Regions from separate parts of the Homo sapiens genome. Here region 1 is linked to region 2. Evidence: read pairs that join two places in POLR2A ChIA-PET (ENCODE). Cell type or tissue: B cell. All regions are shown on one strand. Links, peaks and the distances in the headings refer to the core of each region. The heading gives the core; the rest is flanking DNA. Region 1 holds the start of LOC105376276 (a long non-coding RNA gene). Region 2 overlaps GAPVD1 (GTPase activating protein and VPS9 domains 1).

Region 1 (8,196 bases), core at 5,094-7,593, 1.2 Mb before region 2:
TTGTGCTCCCTGCCACCTCTGCCCAAGTACCTGGTCTTGTTTAAGATGAACTGCTGTCATCCGAGAGCTGCCCGGTCACTGGGGACCACAGGCAAGCCGTAAATAACCAGATCTGTGGCTACGGATCATCTTTGGCTAGCTGTCTGGCCTGGCCGGTTCCACCATAGCCCAGCTGGCAAATGTGGCTGCCTTCGTGAACAGGTGACCCACAGCAGGCTGTGGATGGGCAGTGGGCTGGGGCGGCCGGCAGGCTTCTGCAACAGCCTTTCAGGACCAACTTGGTTCCAGCCCGAACCCCCGCACCCACCGCCTGGCCAGGCCCCGGCCACAGACCTTTGCATTCAACAGCTTCTGACACTAAAAATCAAGGTCTGTCGGCCGTTGTCATAGGAATGCAATATCCTCTGGAGGTTCCCTTATTAAAAACCAAGTCTTGCCGCCGCCGCCCAGGATAGATTTCTATTTCATTTGTATTGATCACCGGGAAATGTCTCATTCTCTGGTTGACAAATATGGCCAGCAGGGAGTGAGTTAGCGTTTGGTGGAAAACATTTGTTTCCACAGTGATTTGGGGCACCCTGAGCTTGAGCTGTGGTTATATTCACAAGGTTGTGGTGAGTAATCTCCAGCTATGATATAGAATTACAAATGTGAGAAGTGCAGTTTTGCAGAACAATAGGGCCTGGCAGGGGCTTCAGAAATCATCTAATGCGGCCGCTCCATTTCACACTCGGGGTTAAGGTAAGGAACTTGACTTATCCAGGGTCACAGAGGCAGTGGCAATTCTAGGAATTTATCCTACAGATATTACCCACTGGTGTGTGCAAATGATACTCATCACGGCACTGTTTATAAGGGCAGAAGATGTGAAACCACCTAACCAAACGCCCATCATAGGAGATTCGGTAAACAATTATGGTATATAGGCAGAATCATGTGAAATTGCCTTTTTTTTTTTTTTTTTTGCTGGTCAAAAATGGTTGAATATGAACAATCCCATAGGGGCCAATGTACTCCTTCTATTGAATGGAATGACGTGTAGTCTTCAAAGGAACGAGATGGAGAACTCTCCCAAGATATATTATTAAATGAAAAAAGCAAGCTGCAGAACAGCGTACCTGTTATGCTCCATATCTGTTTTTACAAAAAGAGACATAGCCACATTGGCTGGTATAAGCCTCCACTCGAGAAGGAGAGACAAATTGTCCGCGGTGGCTGCCGGGGGAGGGAACAGGCAGCTGAGGTGGGGATGATGTGAGGCTGATTTTTCACTTTATAGCTTCTGTACCTTCCAAATGTTACACTAGGTGTGTGCATGGCAGACAAGACATCAATTCCAATGTAAAACAAAGATCCGGATTTCAGTAGAGCCCTCATTACTAGGGGTTAAATGCTCAGCCAACTGTGTGGTCTGACAATTCTGGGCTTCAAGTCATTTCATCTCACGGAGCCTCAGTTTTCTCATCTGTCAAGTGGGGGTAATGATAGTGTTGACTTTTTAGAGTGGAAGTGACAGTTTCCTTGAGATACGAATGAGAAAGGCTTGGCATTGTGGCACAAAGTAAATGTTACATGTTATTATAAACGACACATAAATCATAACACACACATGCGCGCACATCAATCCTTACATTGACCCGTTTAGCATTTTGGTTTTCTTGGAAGAGTCTTAAAAATAGCTGTGTGTGTTCGGAGACAGGAGTCGAGATTGCTGAGTGTTACGTTTGCTGGGGGGACCGTGTTGCTGTTGCAGTGATGGCTGCCCACGCTGAATTTATAGGGTGGGTCTGATGATTTTTTTCTGAATCAGTAAATGGTCTTCCGCATGTCTATGTACACAGGCAGGTGAACTAATAGAATTAAGCTTATTGGTTTAATTCCTCTGGGCCCCCTTGGCGAGTGGAGAGCAGCTGGATGAATATTTTAATTAAGCTCTGACACCCAGAAGTCAAAGTCCTGGAGTGGTCCCATTGGGCAAGGTCTCTCGGTTTGGGGTTTAATCAAGTTCGGCTTCAGAGTTCAAATTTCTTCCTGGACAGAAATATGTCATTAGGCGTCCAAGATTTCCACTGGAAAAAAAAAATACAACTTGACTATATTTTCTCTAGAGAATGACACCATGATTCGATTAGCCCTTTTTCCTTGACATTTTGCCCACTTTATTAACTTCTGCTTTGCTTTTAAGCAGGCAACTACTGTTTTACTTCCCTGAAGAAGCTCATAATATTATAATTCAAGTGTCAGGACAGATTAGGTTAAACGAACTGTGTAATTCCCGAAGGAAAACAAACTTCAAAACGGACGAGGTTTGCCTTGTCACATGTCATGGATTGCATTAGCGGGGAACGACGAGTCTATCACCTAATGTGCTAATGTTGGCTCAAGTGTTCCCCACTCTGCAAGGTGAGAAATGACTTAGCTAACAAAACATTTAGTTTTCCCCTCTTTGCATTCTTTCTTTATGAGATTCCGAATGTGACATTTTCACCAAAAAATCTCTGTGCTTATTTGTGAAAAATGTATATTAAAACCAAAACCCATCAAATGGAAAGAAATCACAGATGGTTTTATTCACAAGCAGTAGAATTAATGGCCTCTCTTCTCTTTATAAATATTAGAAGCAGATGAGTTCATTACGCTCTCACCCTAATAAAGAAAACCTGCTTGATTTTGACAAGACATCGACTTATCTAACACATCTACTAAATAACAAAGCCACTTCCCGCCCGTTAAAACACGGCTCGAAAACACCAGCTTTACCTGGACTGATTCTAAATTAATGAAAAACACTCCAAAGACAGCAAACGAAGTGGGGCGCGGGGGATGGAATTCAAGAGATTTTTGAAAATGTGACTGATTTTGAAAAGAGAGGGTTTTGAAATGTTTACTTTGTGGTGGTTTGAAATTTTTACATCTTTCAACAAAGCGGGCAGAGAAGTGAAACCATCTGAAAGGGCTTTTGAAAAGAGCGATTCAGCACAAGTTGGATGAAGCTGCGGTTCCTTTATCTCGGTGAATCTGTGGACATCGTGCAGGGGAGGCCCGGCCCCTGGTCCCACTCCTCCCCAGTGCGGCAGCCTCAGCCACGGCTTCAAAGCGCCGTTGGCTGAGCATCCTGGGAGGGAATCGGACACCTCGCCCTGGGGCCGCGCGGCTCGCTAGTTCCTATTCCTGAGCCCTGCAGCCTGATGTAGTCATCTCCTTGGTCATGGGAGTCCGGGGTATTTCTGTTTGTGCCGCTTTCAGCACTTGTTAAGAAAGAAGTGGGAGGCTTATGTGAAACTGCGAAAGATGGTTTTTCTCTCCAGAGCCACGGCATTTGGGGCCTCAGCTTATCCATCATTGCAAAGATTGTTCAGAGAAATGGAATGAGTCAGCCCTGCCCAGAGGGGAAGGAAAATGAAGCATGCATGGAGCCTCTGTCCCGGGCCCTTCTTGGCTGGGCTCCCGTGGAAGGGCGTGGGCTCCTTAGCCTGAAAGCTGCCCAGGGAATGTCTTTGGGGAGGGAAGCCACACAGTTTAAGAAAAATGGCACATCAGCATGGCTTTGGTCCCTTATTCTACCATTCAGGACTCTCAACCAGGATTCCATCCCACACTTTCCCACCCTAAGACCAATAGCGGGCTTACACCGCAGAGATCAGACACCTGCACTCAAGTGTCATGGTTGGGGGCGGGAGTGGTGGTCAAAGCTGAAACACTATTTCTAAGCAGCTCCTTAAAAGTGAACCAAGCCCGGTACCTCCACATCGTCCCAGGAACCTGCATCTTTCTTGCTGTTCTGTGCTCTCTTCCTCCAAGTGAGGGTCTATGAATTCTCTGACAGGCCCAGGTGGAGTTCCGAACCGTGAGATCATCCGAGTCCTTCCTTCATGCCTCAGTTTCACATGTAGCCAACTTCTGGGGAGATTTTTGAGGAAGCAACAAGTTTGAGCCAAGACCCCATGATTGAAATTCTCCAATAAATCCCTCCCAGCTGAGCCCTAAGGGGCTGTAGTTGCTTCAGCAAGCAGGGACGGCAGGAAGGGGGGCGGTGGGGGGGGGGTGTTGCAGACTTCAAACAGGACCTGGAGTGGTGGGGGTGGCGGGGGATTGTGCCGGGAGAGGAGGCCACCGAGCCAGGGCTCAGAGTTAATTAGCCTGCATGGTGGCACCTCTACGCACAGCTCTCTCCCTAGGCAAGCATCAGCAACTCGGCTTCTTTGCCGACATGGCCTCTCATTTAGAGCCAAGTCTGGAAGAGTAGGAGACTCGAACCACATTTAGAATGAACGTTTGCGGCCCTTGGAAGGCCCCAGCCTGGGGGTACTCTGCCCTCCCACCAGGAGTTCTGAGGGAGCTGAGGTTGTGTTCAAAAGCCTTGCAAACATCAAGTGTGGATTGTCTTCAGGCACTAGGCTGTGTCTATCACCTGAGTGACGGGACCATCATCTCCCCCATTTTACAGATGAGAAAAGTGAGGCTCAGAGAGGCAAAGCCACCGGCTCAAGGGCATATTGTGGTGGTAAGGGGAATCCAGGTTGGAATTCATATCCTCTAGTTTACGCCACTGGCTGGAGATGGGGACCTAGCCAGAGACCAGCAGAGGACAGTTGGCCCTGAGTACACGGCCCTCACCTCAGCCCTGACCCCTCGCACTGTCCGTGACATTCAATCAGGTGCCGGTGATGTCTGGCCCAGCAGTTGGGGCAGGGCCTCCCCAGCTTCCCGGCGACAAATGGTTCTCATTTGAAAGGGAGGTTATAAAAACACATGCCCAAAGACACTGTCAGGGAACTGAGGATTAATCTCATTTCAGTCAAAGACCATTTCAAATATTTTTCTGGGGGGGAGTGGGGGCGGCACAGCCCTGGCTGGGAAGGAAGTCAGAGTTGCTGGCGTGCCCCTCAGGTCGGCGGGTTTGAAGGCGGCTGAGATGCCGGCTGGTGGGGGCCAGGGTCACTCCGTACCTAGTAAGGCAGAGTCTGACAGAGGAACGAGGCTTTGCTCCACGAGTCCCCAAGGCTGGCTTTGCGGGAGGCCTACACTCTGGCGTGGACGCTCACACTGCGTTCAATATGTTGGCTGTGTTTCAGGGCAGTTTAAGTTGCCAAAAGGAAGGGAAGGATTAGGCGCCTGGGACATTTTCATTTTCTGGATGGTGTCAAAAAGCGGAGTGTTTTTGCCGTGTGGCTCAACCAGAGCGGGCCCTGAAGGGCAGCCAGGGGAGGGGCACTGCCGCCAAGCCTCCTGCCCAGACACCTGTGGCTGCACAGCGAGTCCCCCACTCCAGCCAGGGACTGGAGGGAGCACCCACTCTAAGCCACCAGCTCCCAAACTGGGGGGCCTGGGTCCCTAAATGGCAACCCGTGGGATTTGGGGCACAGGCTTGGGACTGCAGGTGGGGCCTCTGCTGAGCGGGCATAACCCCAATAGCTCCATTTACTGAGAGCTCAGGGGGTGCCCAGCAGCGTGGGCCAAGCTCATCGTATTATACAATGGCCCTCTGAGGGGAGGACTTTTCTTATCCCCATTTTACAGCGGGGGAAGTTGAGGTTCAGGGAGGGGCGCAGGTGGCTTGCCTAAGGACTGGAAGCTGGGCAATAGTGATACATCTTTAACTTTCTCAGAAACCTTTTAAAGGAGGGACTGTTGACCTTCCCATTTTCCGGATGTGAATGTTGAGGCTCCTGATGTGACTGCCCAAGCCCACCCTTTAGGGGCGGGTGGAGCTGGGGGGCTTGCTCGGGCCTCTCCAGTCGACCCGCATTCCCGACCAAAGCGAGCGCGGCTGGGCCCGGCCCCGCAGTCTATGGGAGCCACCCCAGGTCCACGAGGTCCGGACGCCGCAGGGGGTGGGAGGCCGGCGGGGCGCTGCGGGGACTTGCGCGGCGGGCTAGCCTCCTTCCAAACACACGTCCGTAGCGCGGTGCCGAGGGATTGATTTGCCTCCAGTCCGCGGAGCTCCGCCTCGTGTGTGCTGGGGTCCGAGCATCCCCAGTGCGCGGCCGGGGCGTTCCCGCAGGGCCCAGCGAGGGCCGGGGAGCCGGGCGCCCCCGCGCGGCCGGACCGCGTGAGAACCCGTGTTTGGGGGCGGAGCGCAGGGCGGGGTCCCGGGCGGGCGGCACGGTGGGAGGGGCCTCGTGCAGGCGGCTCTGGAGGTCCACCCTGCTGGGCAACCTAGAAAGGGAGGTGCCAGAACCCTTGGGTTCCAGGGGAGAAAGCAGGCCAGAGACCTCCTGGGGCCCTCTCGCTGGGCAATGGAACTCCAAGGGGCTTTGCCTCGCTGCGAAGTGCCTCTTCCTGGGCCTGCGGGAGGTGAGGTGGTCTTGGCCCCTGCCAGGACCCACCCTAGGGAGCGCCCCCCAGTCAGTGAGGTGGGGTGCTGGAGACCTGGCCCGACATCATCCCTCTTCCTCAGCGGGAAGCTCTCTTGAGCTAACTGGGGCTGGTGCTTAGCCTGGAAGCAGATTGCTAGCGTGCTCCTGAGTCTCTGCACAAGGCCAGGGGACAGGTAGGGGGAGGAAGCTCACACGACCTCAGACCCTCAGTCTCCCTTCCTGCCCGTGGAGGGGCCTGGTGGGGCTTCCCCGTGGCCAAACGCCCTCTGCTGCATCCCCCACCCCTGCCGTGTGCCTTGCCCCAGGCCAAGTATGTAATGGGTTTGCTCAATTCCTCCTCCAGAAAGCCCTGGTTGCTGCTGGCTGCTGTTATCCCAGAGCCCCAGGGGCACATCAAGGGAGGTGACTAAGCTGGGCCCTGAACTGGGCCTGTCTCACCTCATGAGCCATCCTCACCTTAACCCCACAGGACAGGACACCTCCTTCCAGGTGTGCATAATCCAGGCCGCGCCAGGAGCGGCACTGGAGTTGGACATGCCTGGGCTGGAGGCCCTGAGGTGCCCCTGTCTGACTGTGTGCTTCTGAGCACTCTCTGGAGCCTCAGTTTCCTTATCTGCTAAATGGGCCATCCCTAACTTCAGGACTGTGGTGATGACACACAGAAGGCTACCCCTGCTGTCCTCTGTAAACGTTTGCTGATGCCCAGTGAACAATGAAATACCTCCCCCCTTGACATTTGCTTACCTTCCCTGGGAAACACATCCTAGTCCAGCCCCCTCTAGAGCTCAGGGCATACCTTGCCTCCTCCAGAAACCCTTCCTCACTCATCTTCCAGGGAAGGTACTGGCAGGAAAAAAAGCCAAACATTTTTTTTAAAGGGTTTGGGAGGATAGGCAAAGATTTTTAAACGAGACACAGAAAGAACGATCATAGAGGAAAAGGTTGAAAATTGGACTATGTTTTTTTTTTTTTTTTTTTTTTTTTTTGAGACGGAGTTTCGCTCTTGTTGCCCAGGCTGGAGTGCAATGTCGCGATCTTGGCTTACCACAACCTCTGCCTCCCAGGTTCAAGCGATTCTCCTGCCTTAGCCTCCCGAGTAGCGGGGATTACAGGCATGGCCACCACGCCCAGCTAATTTTGTATTTTTAGTAGAGACGGGGTTTCTCCATGTTGGTCAAGCTGGTCTCGAACTCCCAACCTCAGGTGATCCACCCACCTCAGCCTCCCAAAGTGTCGGGATTACAGGTGTGAGCCACTGTGCCAGGGTATTTAGTTTTCTTATACCAATTTTGACATTTTATATTTTTCCAGATATATGGTAATTAATACATGGTTACTAATAATATTCCTGTTAACTGTTATATCTGCAGTTATCTTTTGTTTTAATTCTTATTTGCCTCTTCTTTCTCCTTGTCTGAAGTTTGTCTCTTTTAGTCTTTTCAAAGAACCAAATTTTGACTTTGTTCATAATTTCTGTTTGCTTGATTTCATCGATTCTTTTTATCATTATTTCCTATTTCTTTGCACTTACTTGTTGCTCTTTTCCTATCTTCTTCAGTTAAAAGCGTAGCTTGTTTATGTTCAATCTTTCTTGCTTTTGGATAAATTTAAACTGTAAATTTCATTGTCTACCGTTTCAATCGTGTCCCACAATTTTTTTATTTTTATTTTTTAGAGATGGGGTTTCTGTCATCCAGGAGAGTGGAGTGCAGTGGTGCAATCATAGCTCACTGTAACCTAAAACTCCTGGGCTTAAGCAGTCCTCCTGCCTCAGCCTTCCAAGTAGCTGGTACTACAGGAGCACACCACCATGCCTGGCTATTTTTTTTTTTTTTGAATTTTTTTGTAGAGACAGGATCTCACTATGTTGCCCAGG
Region 2 (15,956 bases), core at 7,864-10,363:
CATTTGTGATTCTCTTAGCACACCACAATTTCAGCTTTTGTGACCCAGATAAACAAAGCTACCAGGGCATGAATAAAATCAGTGCAAATACATGTGTAAGTCTGGACTAGTTAATGCTAGTTAGATTAAGTGTTAAGTCAAAGTTGTGATTTTCATCCCAATATAAGCCAGTTCACTGTGCACAGATGAAAACGTGGTTCTAGATCACTAATGTCACAGAGTATGCTATTGATTAACATGTGAACTGGACAAGAGAGTATGGAATAGCCTGGTATTAAATCAACCACTTCCTAAAAAGTAACTCCTATGAATACTCAACAGCTGGTAAGCTAATCCTATTGTCCCCAACTGGTCTTCAAACAAGGCTAGCATATCTGAATGCTTTAACATTATAAAACAGGCCAGCCGTGGTAGCTCACACCTGTAATCCCAGCACTTTGGGAGGTCGAGGCCGGCAGATCACCTGAGGTCAGGAGTTCGAGACCAGCATGCCCAACACGGTGAAATCCCATCTCTACTAAAAATACAAAAACTAGCTAGGCGTGGTGGCAGGTGCCTGTAATCCCAGCTACTTGGGAGGCTGAGGCAAAAGAATCACTTGAACCCAGGAGGCAGAGATTGCACTGAGCCGTGATTGCACCACTGCACTCCAGCCTGGGTGACAGAGTGAGACTCCATCTCAAAAAAAAAAAAAATTATAAAACACATATCAGGATCACTTAATAATTCTTGAACCAAGTAAATCAACAGAATGTAATGCAGATACACAGTTACTTATATTTACATTCTGGTAGTTGACATTTAGTTGAAAGCAAAGATGCGTCTTCATAATCAGAAAAAAATGCAATGCATATGAAAAGACAAAGTACAAAACACTTTATATACATTTATAATAACCTGCACAAAAAAAAAATCCTCAGGATTACAGAATCTCAATTTCAACGTATTTCAAAAACACATTAAGCATGTTTTAGAGAGTCAAGTTCTCCCCTGTGATAAATCTAAATGTGTTTACCAAGCAAGCACTCAGTTTGAACTGTGTTGCTACTCTTATCCTGTCATGAGTTTGTGGAAGATACTAAATTCAATGATTCACACGGACTCTGATAATCACAGAAAATTGCTTTCAAAATAACTCAACACAGAGTCTGAAAGCACCTGCCATCACAGTCTATGCTATCTAACAGAGCATTTTCCCTTAATGGACAGAAAATGCCCTAAACTAATTTTCCATTTGACATTCTTAGCAATGTGATCACCTCATCTTTGTCAAATGTATAACTGGCTGGGCATGATGGCTCATGCCTGTAATTCCAGCACTTCGGGAGGCCAAGGTGGGCAGATCACCTGAGGTCAGTAGTTCAAGACCAGCCTGGCCAACATGGTGAAACCCTGTTTCTCTAAAAATACAAAAATTACCCGGCATGGTGGGGCATGTCTGTAATCCCAGCTACTCAGGAGGCTGAGGCGAGAAGACTGCTTGAACCCAGGAGGCAGAGGTTGCAGTAAGTTGGGATCGCGCCACAGCACTCCAGCCTGGGTAAAAGAGCAAGACTCCATCTCCATTAAAAAAAAAAAAAAAGTGTATTTGACAAAATATACATAATACAGAGTTGGGATACCTTGCATTTAATTAAAACTTCTGTATAAATGAAAAAGCAAACAATGACAGCATACTAACCTGAGTCACTTGGCAATACCTCTACACTCCAAGCTTCACTTGTTGTCTCTGATATGGTAGAACCAGTGCAGGGGTCAAGAAGCACTGACCCTGAACCTGGGAGGCACAGCAAACTGCCTAACATGTTCTCTGCTGCAGCACCTGTATAACCAGTGGGAAGCAAAGGGTTAACAAAGATCCTGGAGGAAAGTGCAGTGATAGTGGAGAAAAGCCAAACACTAGCTAACAAAATCTCCTGGCTGGGCGCGGTGGCTCACACCTGTAATCCCAGCACTTTGGGAGGCTGAGGCAGGCAGATCACTTGAGGCCAGGAGTTCAACACCAGCCTGGCCAACATGGCGAAACCCCGTCTCTACTGAAAATACAAAAATTAGCCAGGTATGGTGGCGTGCACCGGTAGTCTCAGCTACTTGGGAAGCTGAGGCACAAGAACCCGGGAGGCAGAGGTTGCAGGGGGTGCAGAGACTGCAGTGAGCCGAGGTCATGCCATTGCCCTCCAACCTGGTCAATGTGAGTGAGACCCTGTCTCAAAAATAAAAATGGCCGTGTCATTTTGGGACTTTGTCTCAAAAAAAAAAAAAAAACCACCAAATTCCTCTCTACCTACAAGAAAGAGGCCAAAGTAAGAATAACTTCAATCAAGCACACCACTAAAAACACAAGTTCCTACTTTGGTCACAATGGCACAATACCCTTTTCACCAGTTTCCTCCAGTTCACCTTTGACTCTCCATAGAGAAAACACACATCATTAAGTCAAGTAATTTCAACAGCTTTAGCTTTGATTTCTCAGCAAATTTTACAGGGGTCCTTAATATCGTTCTAAAATTTATAGCCCTACAAAGATTAAAAACACTGAGAGTTTAACCACAGAATGTTATGCTGGCCAAATATTTTTTCTTCCAGCATATTAGTCACTATTCAGGGCAATAAGATACATTCACAGGAAAATACACATCTTCATAGCACTCACTCAACTGCAAATACAGCTTATTGCGCAAATACAGCTAACTGCCAAGAACAATACCACTTTGGCATCTGGAACAAAGTAATGTAAAACCAATTAAGAAATCTATTTACACCTCTCCCTCTCCCTCTCCCTCTCCCCACGGTCTCCCTCTCATGCGGAGCCGAAGCTGGACTGTACTGCTGCCATCTTGGCTCACTGCAACCTCCCTGCCTGATTCTCCTGCCTCAGCCTGCCGAGTGCCTGCGACTGCAGGCACGCGCCGCCACGCCTGACTGGTTTTGGTGGAGACGGGGTTTCACTGTGTTGGCCGGGCGGTCTCCAGCCCCTAACCGCGAGTGATCCGCCAGCCTCGGCCTCCCGAGGTGAGCCCCCCTGCCCGGCCAGCCGCCCCGTCCGGGAGGGAGGTGGGGGGGGGGTCAGCCCCCTGCCCGGCCAGCCGCCTCGTCCGGGAGGTGAGGGGCGCCTCTGCCCGGCCGCCCCTACTGGGAAGTGAGGAGCCCCTCTGCCCGGCCACCACCCCGTCTGGGAGGTGTGCCCAACAGCTCATTGAGAACGGGCCAGGATGACAATGGCGGCTTTGTGGAATAGAAAGGCGGGAAAGGTGGGGAAAAGATTGAGAAATCGGATGGTTGCCCTGTCTGTGTAGAAAGAAGTAGACATGGGAGACTTTTCATTTTGTTCTGCACTAAGAAAAATTCTTCTGCCTTGGGATCCTGTTGATCTGTGACCTTACCCCCAACCCTGTGCTCTCTGAAACATGTGCTGTGTCCACTCAGGGTTAAATGGATTAAGGGCAGTGCAAGATGTGCTTTGTTAAACAGATGCTTGAAGGCAGCATGCTCCTTAAGAGTCATCACCACTCCCTAATCTCAAGTAATCAGGGACACAAACACTGCGGAAGGCCGCAGGGTCCTCTGCCTAGGAAAACCAGAGACCTTTGTTCACTTGTTTATCTGCTGACCTTCCCTCCACTATTGTCCCATGACCCTGCCAAATCCCCCTCTGTGAGAAACACCCAAGAATTATCAATAAAAAAATAAATTTAAAAAAAAAAAAAAAAAGAAATCTATTTGCACTACTTAAAAATACAAATCGAAAGTATTAAACATTATTATACGTCTGTGTTAAAAACACTGAAGTTCAAAAGGCTTCACTACTTTGGATTAAACCTAATAAAAGAATAATTCTACTTCAGGGCATGAAAAAAAATTAGAAAAAAAGTTACTAATAAAAGTTACCTTTTAAAGCTATATCATAAAATAATTAGAAATAAAATAATGTCTGGAACTTGCCTAAACATAATGAGGGGAGAGAAGAGGGTAGTGGATAGGAGAACAGATGAAAGAAAGCTGGCCATGTGGGTCTAACTCCTGAAACTGAGTGATGGGTACACTGGGTTCATGATACCACCATCTCTTGTATTTGTTTAAAATGTTCCATGATTTAGGCCGGGAGCAATGGCTCATGACTGTAATCCCAGCACTTTGGGAGGCCGAGGCGGATGGATCACTTGAGGTCAGGAGTTCGAGACCAGCCTGGCCAATATGGTGAAACCCCGTCTCTACTAAAAATACAAAAATTATCTGGGTGTGGTGGTGGGCACCTGCAGTCCCAGCTACTCGGGAGGCTGAGGCAGGAGAATCACTTAAACCAGGGAGGCAGAGGTTGCAGTGAGCTGAGATCGCACCACTGCAACTCCAGCCTGGGCGACAGAGTAAGACTCTATCTTAAATTAAAAAAACAAAAACAAAAAAAAACCTATTGGTTACTATGCTCACTACCTGGGTGGCAAAATCATCTGTACACCAAACCCCAGCAACATACAATTTGCTCTAACAATTTCCCATGTAACAAATCTGCACATGTACCCCCTGAACCTAAAATAAAAGTTGAAGAAAAATAAACATATCAATAAATTTTCCATGATTTAAAAACAAAATGAAGATGAGGGTTACAAGACTATATATCTTTCAGAACTCATAAAACAGTATCCAAAAAGGAGCGAATTTTAGTGTATATACATAGCACCTGAATAAACTTCACATTAAAAAAAAAGAAGGCAGGAGGATCACTTGAGCTCATTAGTTCAAGACCAGCCTGAGCAACAAAGCGAAATCCTGTCTCTATTTGAAAATAAATAAAAATGTAAGAAGAAGAAAAAGAAAAACCTGGTTACCCTTAGGAACTGAATTAACTCTTCCAGAAGTGAATTCATTTTTTTAGAGAACAGCAGTATCATATTGTTGTGAAAGATTTTATGGCTATAATCTATAAGAATTTTCATCTTAAGGTTAGGTGTTTGGCTTCAAACAGAGAATATACTAATTAGAGACAGACTAAGAACTTATACTATGCCCTGCAAACAACACTTGACCAGAAGCTAATTCAAAACACTGGTTTTTCTTTCTTTCTTTTTTTTTTTTGGGCAGCTGGGAGGAGGATGGGTAAGGGGTGGGATTAAATGTAGAAAGGAAAAACACTAGTTATATTTAAGTAAAGAAAAAAGTACCCAAATGCCTTGTTCCATACAGTTATAACAGTTTCCCAGATGGTGCTAACACACACAATGTTTGTCAGGGCACTGGTGCTCCCTCCCATGAAAGGTTGGTGGATTTGAATAACTAAACCGTGATATTTCAGAGACATTAAATGGCAGTTACCTGCAATTTCTTGCAAGCGATCTTCATCAATATTAGGGTCAAAGTCACTTCCCAAGACGTCTGTACTCCAGGTCTCACTCACTGTTTCTGATATGTCCCTATCATCTGTTAATCCCATCATGTCACGAATTTCAAACTTCCTTAGCTTATCATCAAGGTTATCCTGTGTTGTAGCTATCAAAAACAAAATTAAGCACTTTTAAAATAGTAGCACAGCTATGACTTTTTAATCAACTTTAAAGAATTTTATCTCCATGTTGGTCAGGCTGGTCTCGAACTCCCAATCTCAGGTGATCCGCCCGCCTCGGCCTCCCAAAGTGCTGGGATTACAGGCGTGAGCCACTGTGCCTGGCCTATCAATTCACTTCTTAATCTAGCATTTTGCATATGCCAACCACCTATCTCAGAATCTCCCAGGAAGTTTGCTAAAGAGGTGACATTTGTTCAACTTCTTTCATAAGCTCATATGAAAGTTCCTCCTCCACTTATGCAATGGCCTCCAGTGGATAACTGAAGCTTCGGATCGTACCAAATCCTATATATTCCATGCTGTTTTCATCTGATAAGCAGTGACTAATAGGCAGGTAGTGTATATGTGGATACACTGAACTAAGGAATGATTCATGTCCTGGATGTGATAGAGTGAGACTGTGTGAGATTTCATCACATTATTCAGAATGGCACAGAATTTAAAGCTTATGAATTATTTCTGAAATTTTCCATTTAATATTTTTGCACCAAGTTTGCCCATGGGTAACTGAAGCCATGGAAGGTGAAACCATGGATAAGGAGGTACTACTTTATTACTTGAGTTTTCTCTGCTGCTTGCAACAAACTTAATCCTAATTAATACACTGATAAACAAATCCAGTAAAATACAGCATTACTTTTTTCAAGCCACACACACTCCAATGACAATACTCTTTTTCTTTCTAAAAACTGACTTCTTTTTTAGAAGTAAGACTTGGGAAATGGAATTTTTAAAAAGCTAACCAGGTAATTCTTATGCATGCTAAAATCACTGTGTCAAACCTAGTTGAGGGCATCATCTTTTTTTTTTTTTTTTTTTTGAGATGGAGTCTCGCTCTGTCGCCCAGGCTGGAGTGCAGTGGTGTGATCTCTGCTCACTAAGCTCTGCCTCCCGGGTTCAGGCCATTCTCCTGCCTCAGCCTCCCGAGTAGCTGGGACTACAAGCGCCTGCCACCATGCCCAGCTAATTTTTTGTATTTTTAGTAGAGACAGGGTTTCACCGTGTCAGCCAGGATGGTCTTGATCTCCTGACCTCATGATCCGCCTGTCTTGGCCTCCCAAAGTGCTAGGGATTACAGGTATGAGCCACCGCACCCGGCCCATCTTTTTTTTTTTCAATCAGAGTCTCACTCTGTCGCCCAGGCTAGAGTGCAGTGGTGCGATCTCAGCTCACTGCAACCCCTGCCTCCCAGGTTCAAGCGATTCTCGTGCCTCAGCCTTCTGAGTAGCTGGGATTACAGGTGCTCACCACCTCACCTGGCTAATTTTTGTATTTTTAGTAGAGATGGGGTTTCACTATGTTGGCCAGACTGGTCTCAAATTCCTGACCTCAAATGATCTACCTGCCTCAGCCTCCCAAAGTGCTGGGATTACAGGCACGAGCCACTGTACCTGGCCAAGGGCATCATCTTAAATGAACAAATCCAAAAAACTCTTTCAACTTAATCTTCCTAAGGCACCTCACTTCCTCATCTTCACTGAACCAAAAGCCTTCAGTGGCTTCCAGCTTACTACTAAAATACTGATATCCTTCTTTCCACAACAGGGATCCACCTACTTTTTAATCCTTACCTCACTCCATTTCCCTAACTGATACCTGAAAAAGTACTATGGCTTCCCACCTCTTTGACTTGCTTATGCTTGTCCTTCACCTAGAATGACCTATCTCCAACTTCTGCCAAGGCAATGCCAGCCAGCCCTCAAGGCTAATATTTTCTTCCAATAAACTTTCCCTATACTTTCTTTTTTTTGAGACGGAGTTTTACTCTTTTTGCCCAGCCTGTTGTGCAATGCCACGATCTTGGCTCACCGCAACCTCCGCCTCCTGGGTTCAAGCGATTCTCCTGCCTCAGCCTCCCGAGTAGCTGGGATTACAGGCATGTGCCACCACCCTGGCTAATTTTGTATTTTCAGTAGAGACGGGCTTTCTCCATGTTGGTCAGGCTGGTCTTGAACTCCCGACCTCAGGTGATCCACCCGCCTCAGCCACCCAAAGTGCTGGGATTACAGGTGTGAGCCACCGGGCCCAGCAGCTTTCCCTATACTTTCAACCATATGTATCTCTCACTCAGAACTGCCAAATACTTTCATGATACTTTAAATCAATTGTGTACTATTCTTTCCCTATTCTAAGTTCCTTGAGCCTTGAGTATTTACATTGTATCCCTAAAATATTACATAATTAAAATATCAAATATTACTGAATTTCAAGTAATTTATATTAATTTATTAAGCCTAAACAATCCACTTACCAACTAAATAGATTTTGAAGAACTGAAGGAATGATGAATAAATGTTAAGTTTAATGGTGATTTAATCTCTTACTGAACCAAGCCAACTTAATGAAAACACACTGCTCATCTTGCAATCAGGTAAATTCTTTGCTACTTAGGCAACTGTGTTCAACTTCACTTTACCTTGCTCATGTTCTAACAGCTGTAGAGCTTCAACTCCATTACTGCCAGAAGGTCCTGCTCCAAGTTCTGACACAGACTCTCCTTCTAGGTCTAGGGAGGACACTGAATTGGAGCGATTTGAAGGACCTAGAGAAATGTTTATAGTGTGAGCAATCTTTTTAAAACAGTCATGAGCCACCACACAATTTTTCATGCCTTGATAAAAGACTAACAACTGATTAAAGTGTTTTTAATACTTTTTATACCTTAAAAAAACACATGCCCTTTGAGAAATTCTGCTTCTAGGAATTTATCCTAAGGTGCTAATAACAAATTAATCTGCTGGGTGCAATGCCTCATGCCTGTAATCCCAGTACTTTGGGAGGCTGAGGTGGGTGGATCATGAGGTCAGGAGATCGAGACCATCCTGGCTAACATGGTGAAACCCAGCCTCTACTAAAAATATAAAAATTTAGCCAGGCGTGGTGGCGGGCACCTGTAGTACCAGCTACTCAGGAGGCTGAGGCAGGAGAATGGCGTGAACCCGGGAGGCAGAGCTTGCAGTGGGCCGAGATCGCGCCACTGCACTCCAGCCTGGGCGACAGAGCGAGACTCCATCTCAAAAAACAAAACAAAACACAACACAACAAAACAAAACAAAAAATATAAAAATTAGCCGGCCTGATGGCACATGCCTGTAATCTCAGCTACTTAGGAGGCTGAGGCAGGGGAATTGCTTGAACCCGGGAGGCAAAGGTTGCAGTGAGCTGAGATCGCATCATTGCACTCCAGCCTGGGCAACAAAAGTGAGACTCCATCTCAAAAAATAATAATAATAATTAATCTAAAGTTGCTTGTTATAGAGCTTTTTCTTCTTTTTTTTTTTTTTTTTTAGAGAGAGTCTCGCTCTATCGTCCAAGCTGGAATGCAGTGGCACCATCTTGGCTCACTGCAACCTCCGCCTCCCTGGTTCAAGCAATTCTCCTGCCTCAGTCTCCCGAGTAGCTGGGACTACAGGCACACGCTGCCACACCCAGCTAATTTGTTGTATTTTAGTAGAGATGGGGTTTCACCGTGTTGCCCAGGCTGGTCTCAAACTCCTGAGCTCAGTGAATCCACCCACCTCGGCATCCCAAAGTGCTGGGATTAGAGGCATGAGCCACTTCGCCCAGCCCAGAAGTTATTATGTCCAAAAAGTGGAAGAAATCTATAGATTTAATCACAGAAGAAAGTTGAAAAAAATTATGATATGCCATGTGAGGTTAAGGAAAACAGCCATAAAAACCATGTTATTTAAGAATGTTAAATTACAAAGGGAAATGTTAATGCCATATTATTAAATTACAAAAGGTTACAAAACAGGATAAACCTAATTTTGCTGTGAATAATCTAAAACGTCAACTGCTATCAACAAAATTTTGAGATTATAGGTGATTCTATTTCTCTGTTTTGTAGAATGAACATACATTACATGTCATTTTTTTGGAAAAGTCAGATTAAAATATGAAGTTATTATATTTTAGGTTTCTTTTTAAATGTCAGTAAATTTGAACTATTGTCTTTAAATAAAAAAAAACCCGGGGCCAGGCGCGGTGGCTCACGCCTGTAATCCCAGCACTTTGGGAGGCTGAGGTGGGCGGATCACGAGGTCAGGAGATCGAGACCATCCTGGCTAACACGGTGAAACCCCGTCTCTACTAAAAATACAAAAAATTAGCCAGGCGTGGTGGCGGGTGCCTGTAGTCCCAACTATGCAGGAGGCTGAGGCAGGAGAATGGCGTGAACCCGGGAGGCGGAGCTTGCAGTGAGCCGAGATTGCGACACTGCACTCCAGCCTGGGCAACGAACGAGACTCTGTCTCAAAAAAAAAAAATTGGTACTAGTAGGCAAAATGACATATTCTCATTTCACAATCTTGGCTTTGAATTTTCTTTTTAATACCTATTTCCATTGTCTTCTGCTTCATAAAGGTATGTGTGAGTGTGAGTAAAGGAATACAGAACATTTAAGAGTATGTGCAACATATTGAAATACTAGTAAGTCCATTTTTTCCCGTTTCGACATGCATGATATCCTTCTAAAGGAGCTCTATAAGCTTTGGTATATATTAATACTGCAGAAACAGAACTTGCTGTTATTCTATTTAAGTCTGAATAAAGACATATCTTCTCCATTTTATATGACCAAAGGCATCTTGCAATTTTAATTTTATTCAGGAAACAATCTTTACAGCCAACTGTTCAGGCTCATTAGAGGAAATCTTCATTAGTCTCCTCAGTGAGAAGCACAGATGGTATAATTATAATTTATAAGCTCCTTTAAAAAACACAAAACAAACTATTAATTGAACCACACAACTCCTTGAATGAAGTAACCCTTCACCTTCAGATATTCCTTCCAGATTATCACTGCAGAGGGAAAAGCGCAAGGTTTTATCAGGTTTACCATGGAGTTTGTTTTCATCAACAGGGACATCTCCTTGTCCTCCATCCGAAAGCTGCATGTTTAGGACCTAAAAAATAAAATGTCAATTTTGGTTTATCAATGGAAAGATTACTGATAAGGAAACAAACCACAGCAAATGCATATTTAACTCCTTAATCTTAAATTATCAATTTTTAACTACAAACCTATTTAGAAGGTCTGTCAAGCTTTTAAATACCTGTGGAATAAAAGTATATAAATTAAAGCAGCTGAAGCCATGCCTTTCCATTACCCTACGAGTGTTACAGATAGAACAGGCAACCAGACTACCAGATGAGTAGTGGTGAGAATTATACAAATCAGAAGTCTTTGGTGTCAGCACGCTGGTCCTTCTAATTCTGTCATGTGTCAACTATGTAACCTTGGATAGGCAAGTTATTGAAATTCTCTAAGCCTCAGTTTCTTCATCTATAAAATGGTGACAGTAACAGTATGTATGCCATGTAATTGTTGAGAATTAAGTAAAAAGATGCACATAAAACAGTTGTCATGTCACGTATTAAATTTGCAAAATTTAAAGAAAGTAAATCAACAAGGCTGGGCGCAGAGGATCACGCCTGTAATCTCAGCACTTTGGGAGGCCAGGGCAGGCAGATCACGAGGTCAGGAGATCGAGACCATGCTGGCTAACATGGTGAAACCCCATCTCTACTAAACTACAAAAAAAATTAGCCGGGCTTGGTGGTGGGTGCCTGTAGTCCCAGCTACTCGGGAGGCTGAGGCAGAAGAATGGCGTGAACCTGGGAGGCGGAGCTTGCAGTGAGCCGAGATCGCGCCACTGCACTCTAGCCTGGGCGATACAGTGAGACTCCATCTCAAAAAAATAAAAATAAAAAATCAATAAATAAAATTTTTAAACATACTAAATTTGCAAAATTTAAATAAAATTTAAAGTAAATAAAAGTAAATAAATTCAACTAGAAGAAAACGTGTAATCATGTTATTTTGTAGGCATCAAGATTTAATCCATCTAGTCTGAACGTCCACTTGATCACAACATACATACAGGGCCACAAAAGTCCACACCAGAAACTAAAGTATGACTTCACAGACATCTCCAGCTTAGACTGATGGCCTTTTTATATGCTTTCCATTTGCCAGATGACTTCCAAATAACATAACTACATCTCACTACTCCCTACAAGCCTCACAACTCAGCTTTGTGTGTATATCTCCACCTTAATGAAGAATTAAGTGCTTTGTTGAAAGTCACATAGCATGTTTTAGGTACACCTTGGACTTGAACTCAGAGGCCTTGGCTCCCTTGGCTGTTGCTGAAATATGAAGGAAGAATAGTACCCTCACTTACAAAGAAAAAAACTTACCACAAAAAATGAAAAATATGTGAGGCGATACAGGTTATTTAGCTTGATTCAGCCATTCCACAATGTATATCAAAACATGTATACCATAAATAGATACAATTTTGTCAGCTAAAAGATAAATGATTTTTAAACAGAAAGAAAAAAAAAATTCTTGGTTGCTGTTTTGGCTCTGAGTAAATTAAAGGTTTTGAAATGGTTTTATACATTTACACATGATGCCTTTAAATACAGGTTTTTTGGCTGGGAGCGGTGGCGGCTCATGCCTGTAACCCCAGCACTCTGGGAGGTCAAGGCCGGTGGATCACCTGAGGTCAGGAGTTCAACCTGGGCAACGTGGCAAAATCCCATCTCTACTAAAAATACAAAATCAACCAGGTGTGGTGGTGTACGCCTGTAATTCCAGCTACTTGGGAGGCTGAGACAGGAGAATCGCTTGAACCCGGGAGGTGGAGGTTGCAATGAGCTGAGATTGCACCACTGCACTCCAGCCTGGGTGACAGAGCAAGACTGCATCTCAAAAAAAAAAAAAAAAAAGTTTTTTTTTCCCTATTTGCTTGAAATTAATAGACATAGGCCAGGCGTCGTGGCACACACCTGTAATCCCAGCTGCTCAGGAGGCTGGAGAATCACTTGAACCTGGGAAGTGGAGGTTGCAGTGAGCTGTGATTGCACCACTGCACTCCAGCCTGGGTGACAGAGGGAGATTCCATCTCAAAAAAAAAAATTAAATACACATAAAATTTTTATTAAAAAAAATTTTTTTAAGATGGAACTCATTCTGTCGCCCAGGCTGGAGTGCAGTGGTGCAATGATGGCTCACCACAGCCTTGAACCCCTAGGCACAGGCAATCCTCCTGTTTTAGCCTCCTGAGTAGCTGGGACTACAGGTACACACCACCAAGCCCAGCTAATTTTTTTCATTTTAGTTCTTCGTATTATTATTATTATTATTATATTTTTGAGACAGAGTCTCAATCTTTCACCTAGGCTGGAGTGCAATGGCATGATCTTGACTCACTGCCACCTCCACCTCCCAGTTTCAAGCGATTCTCCTGTCTCAGCCTCCCAAGTAGCTGGGATTACAGGCATGTGCCACCACACCCGGCTAATTTTTGTATTTTTAGTAAAGATGGGGTTTCACCATGTTGGCCAGGCTGGTCTCAAACTCCTGACCTCAAGTGATCTGCCTGCTTCGGCCTCCCAAAGTTCTGGGATTACAGGTGTGAGCCACTGCGCCTGGCCTATTTATTATTAAGACAGGGTCTCGCCAAGTTGCCCAGGCTGGTCTTGAAGTCCTGGACCCAAGGATCCTTCTGCCTCAGCCTCCCAAAGCGCTGGGATTACAGGTGTGAGCCACCATCCCTGGAAATTTTTTTATTTTTGTAGAGACAAGGTCTTACTATGTTGCCCAGGCTGGTCTTGAACTTCTGGTTTCAAGCAATCCTCTCACCTCAGCCTCCCAAAATACTGGGATTACAGGCATGAGCCACCATAACTGGCCAACATAAATATTTTAAATTAGATAACTTAAACTATTCACCATAGTGAGTGATGTGAAACTAAAACATCAGGAGAAAAATCATTTCAAGGTCTGGAGATTCACGTGAATTAACAGAAAAGGGATTATATAACACAATGAAGATATTTTTTCCAAATCATATCCAAAGGCAAGCAATTTTGAGACGCCATACAGAAAGCCACTGTACAAAGTCAGTCACACTGGAGTATAAAATACAAAATACACACTGGAGTATAAAATACGAAAATCTAATTTCATGCTTCTAAATCAGAGCATCTGCAAACTCTGGATTAAACTAAAACCACAGAATCTGAGTGCTAAAAAAACTTTAGCTGGCCACAGTGGCTCACGCCTCTAATCCCAACACTTTGGGAGGCTGAGGTGGGCAGATCACCTGAGGTCAGGAGTTTGAGAGCAACCTGGCCAACATAAAGTGAAACCCTGTCTCTACTAAAAATACAAAAATTAGCTGGGCATAGTGGCATATGCCTGTGGTCCCAGCTACTAGGGAAGCTGAGGCAGGAGAATCACTTGAACAGGGGAGGCGGAGGCTGCAGTGAGAGCGGCCTCCCAAAGTGCTGGGTGTATCTTCTTAATGACTATTTATCAACATATAATGTCTTTGTCTTTTGTAATCTTTCTGCTCCTGAGACTAGATAATCTCAATTGATCCATCTTCAAGTTCACTGATTTTTCTGCCTGTACAAATCTGCTGTTGAACCCCTCTAGTGTATTTTTCATTCCAGTTATTATACTTTTCAACTCCAGAATTTCTATATGGTTCCTTCTGTAATTTCTACCCCTTTATTGATATCTTCTATTTGGTGAGACCTTGTTCTCTTGGTTTTCTTTAGTTCTTTGTCCGTGGTTTCCATAGCTCTTTAAGTATATTAAAAAAAAAATTGATTTAAAGTCTTGAGTAAGTCCAATGTCTGTGCTTCATCAAGGCCATTTTCTTTCTTTTCTTTCTTTTCTTTTTTTTTTTTTTTTTGAGACAGAGTTTCGCTCTTGTTGCCCTGGCTGGAGTACAACAGCACAATCTCAGCTCACCATAACCTCTACATCCCAAGTTCAAGCGATTCTCCTACCTCAGCCTCCCGAGTAACTGGGATTACAGGCATGTGCCACCAGGCCTGGCTAATTTTGTATTTTTAGTAGAGACAGGGTTTCTCCATGTTGCTCAGGCTGGTCTCAAACTCCCAACTTCAGGTGATCCACCCACCTCAGCCTCCCAGAGTGCTGGGATTACAGGCGTGAGCCACCGCCCGGCCATCAAGGACGTTTTCTTTTTTTTTTTTTGAGACAGAGTCTCGCTGTATTGCCCAGGCTAGAGTGCAATGGCGCAATCTTGGCTCACTGCAACCTCCGCCTCCCAGGTTCAAGCGATTCTCCTGCCTCAGCCTCCTGAGTAGCTGATATTACAGGTGCACACCACCACGCCTGGCTAATTTTTGTATTTTTAGTCGAGACGGGGTTTCACCATGTTGGTCAGGCTGGTCTCGAACTCCTGACCTCATGAACAGCCCACCTTCGCCTCCCAAAGTGCTGGGATTACGGCCATGAACCACTGCGCCTGGCCCATCAAGGACATTTTCTATTAACTTTTTTCCTGTGAAAGGGCCATATTTTTGTTTCTTTATATGCCTCATAAGTTTTGCTGAAAAGCAGACATTTTAAATATTATAAAGTGATCATTAAAAAGTCAGGAAACAACAGATGCTGGAGAGAATGTGGAGAAACAGGAACACTTTCACACTGTTGGTGGGAGTGTAAATTAGTTCAACTGTTATGGAAGACAGTGTGGCAATTCCTCAAGGATCTAGAACCAGAAATACCATCTGACCCAGCAATCCCATTACTGGGTGTATATACCCAAAGGATTATAAATCATTCTACTATAAAGACACATGCACACATACGTTTATTGAAGCACTATTCACAATAGCAAAGACTTGGAACCAACCCAAATGCCCATCAACAATAGACTGGATAATGAAAACGTGGCACATATACACCATGGAATACTATGCAGCCATAAAAAAGGATTAGTTCATGTCCTTTGCAGGGATACATGTGCCATAGTGGTTTGCAGCAATAAAAAAGGATTAGTTCATGTCCTTTGCAGGGATACAGATGAAGCTGGAAACCATCATTCTCAGCAAACTAATGCAGGAACAGAAAACCAAACACCGCATGTTCTCCCTCATAAGTGGGAGTTGAACAATGAGAATACATGGACACAGGGAGGGGAACATCATACACTGGGGCCTGTCGCAGGGGTAGGGGGTTAGGGGAGGGATATCATTAGGAGAAATATCTAATGTAGATCTATGGCACATGTATACCTATGTAACAAACCTGCACGTTCTGCACATGTATCCCAGAACTTATAGTATAATAAAAAAATTAAAATAAAAAATAAACAAATAAATGTTACAAAGTGGCAATTCTGGAAATCAGATTATATACCCTTAACCCCTAGTTGGTTGTTGCTGCTTGTTGTAGTGACTATTTAATGATCTCTCTAAATTTTCTGTCATGTGTGGCCTCTGAAGTTTCTGTTCTGTTAGCTTAGTGGTGAGCACGTGATTTGGCAGATTTAACACCTGGAATAACAAAACAAAACATTTCCAAGTCTTTGAAGATTGGCTCTGTTTTGGGGAACTTCAACAC

Evidence for each region. ChIA-PET counts read pairs that join two places held together with the same protein. Peaks named below come from ENCODE experiments on the same cell type or tissue, not always from the same donor. Only the 100,000 strongest peaks of a DNase experiment are listed, where the experiment ranks them.
Region 1: POLR2A ChIA-PET joins it to region 2 with 5 read pairs; 2 of 35 experiments call an interaction of 5 or more read pairs at or near these places.

What each region holds. Positions count from the first base shown.
Region 1 is chr9:126,512,228-126,520,423 of GRCh38, reverse strand. LOC105376276 (a long non-coding RNA gene) reads right to left here and starts at 3,963. Exons shown (of 2, transcript XR_930358.4): 1 at 3,743-3,963; 2 at 1-2,069. RefSeq lists enhancers at 247-753, 3,234-3,323 and a silencer at 5,999-6,058. In B cell, for the core only: a CTCF peak has its summit at 6,044 (motif pointing left); a DNase peak (open chromatin) is centred at 6,063; H3K4me3 peaks cover 733 bases; H3K27me3 peaks cover 1,863 bases.
Region 2 is chr9:125,315,944-125,331,899 of GRCh38, reverse strand. GAPVD1 (GTPase activating protein and VPS9 domains 1) reads right to left here. Exons shown (of 28, transcript NM_001282680.3): 10 at 10,338-10,467; 11 at 7,977-8,102; 12 at 5,311-5,484; 13 at 1,682-1,822. Among named protein-coding and RNA genes, the nearest start is that of GAPVD1, 62 kb to the right of the region's middle. In B cell, for the core only: no CTCF peak of the experiment used is centred there; no DNase peak of the experiment used is centred there.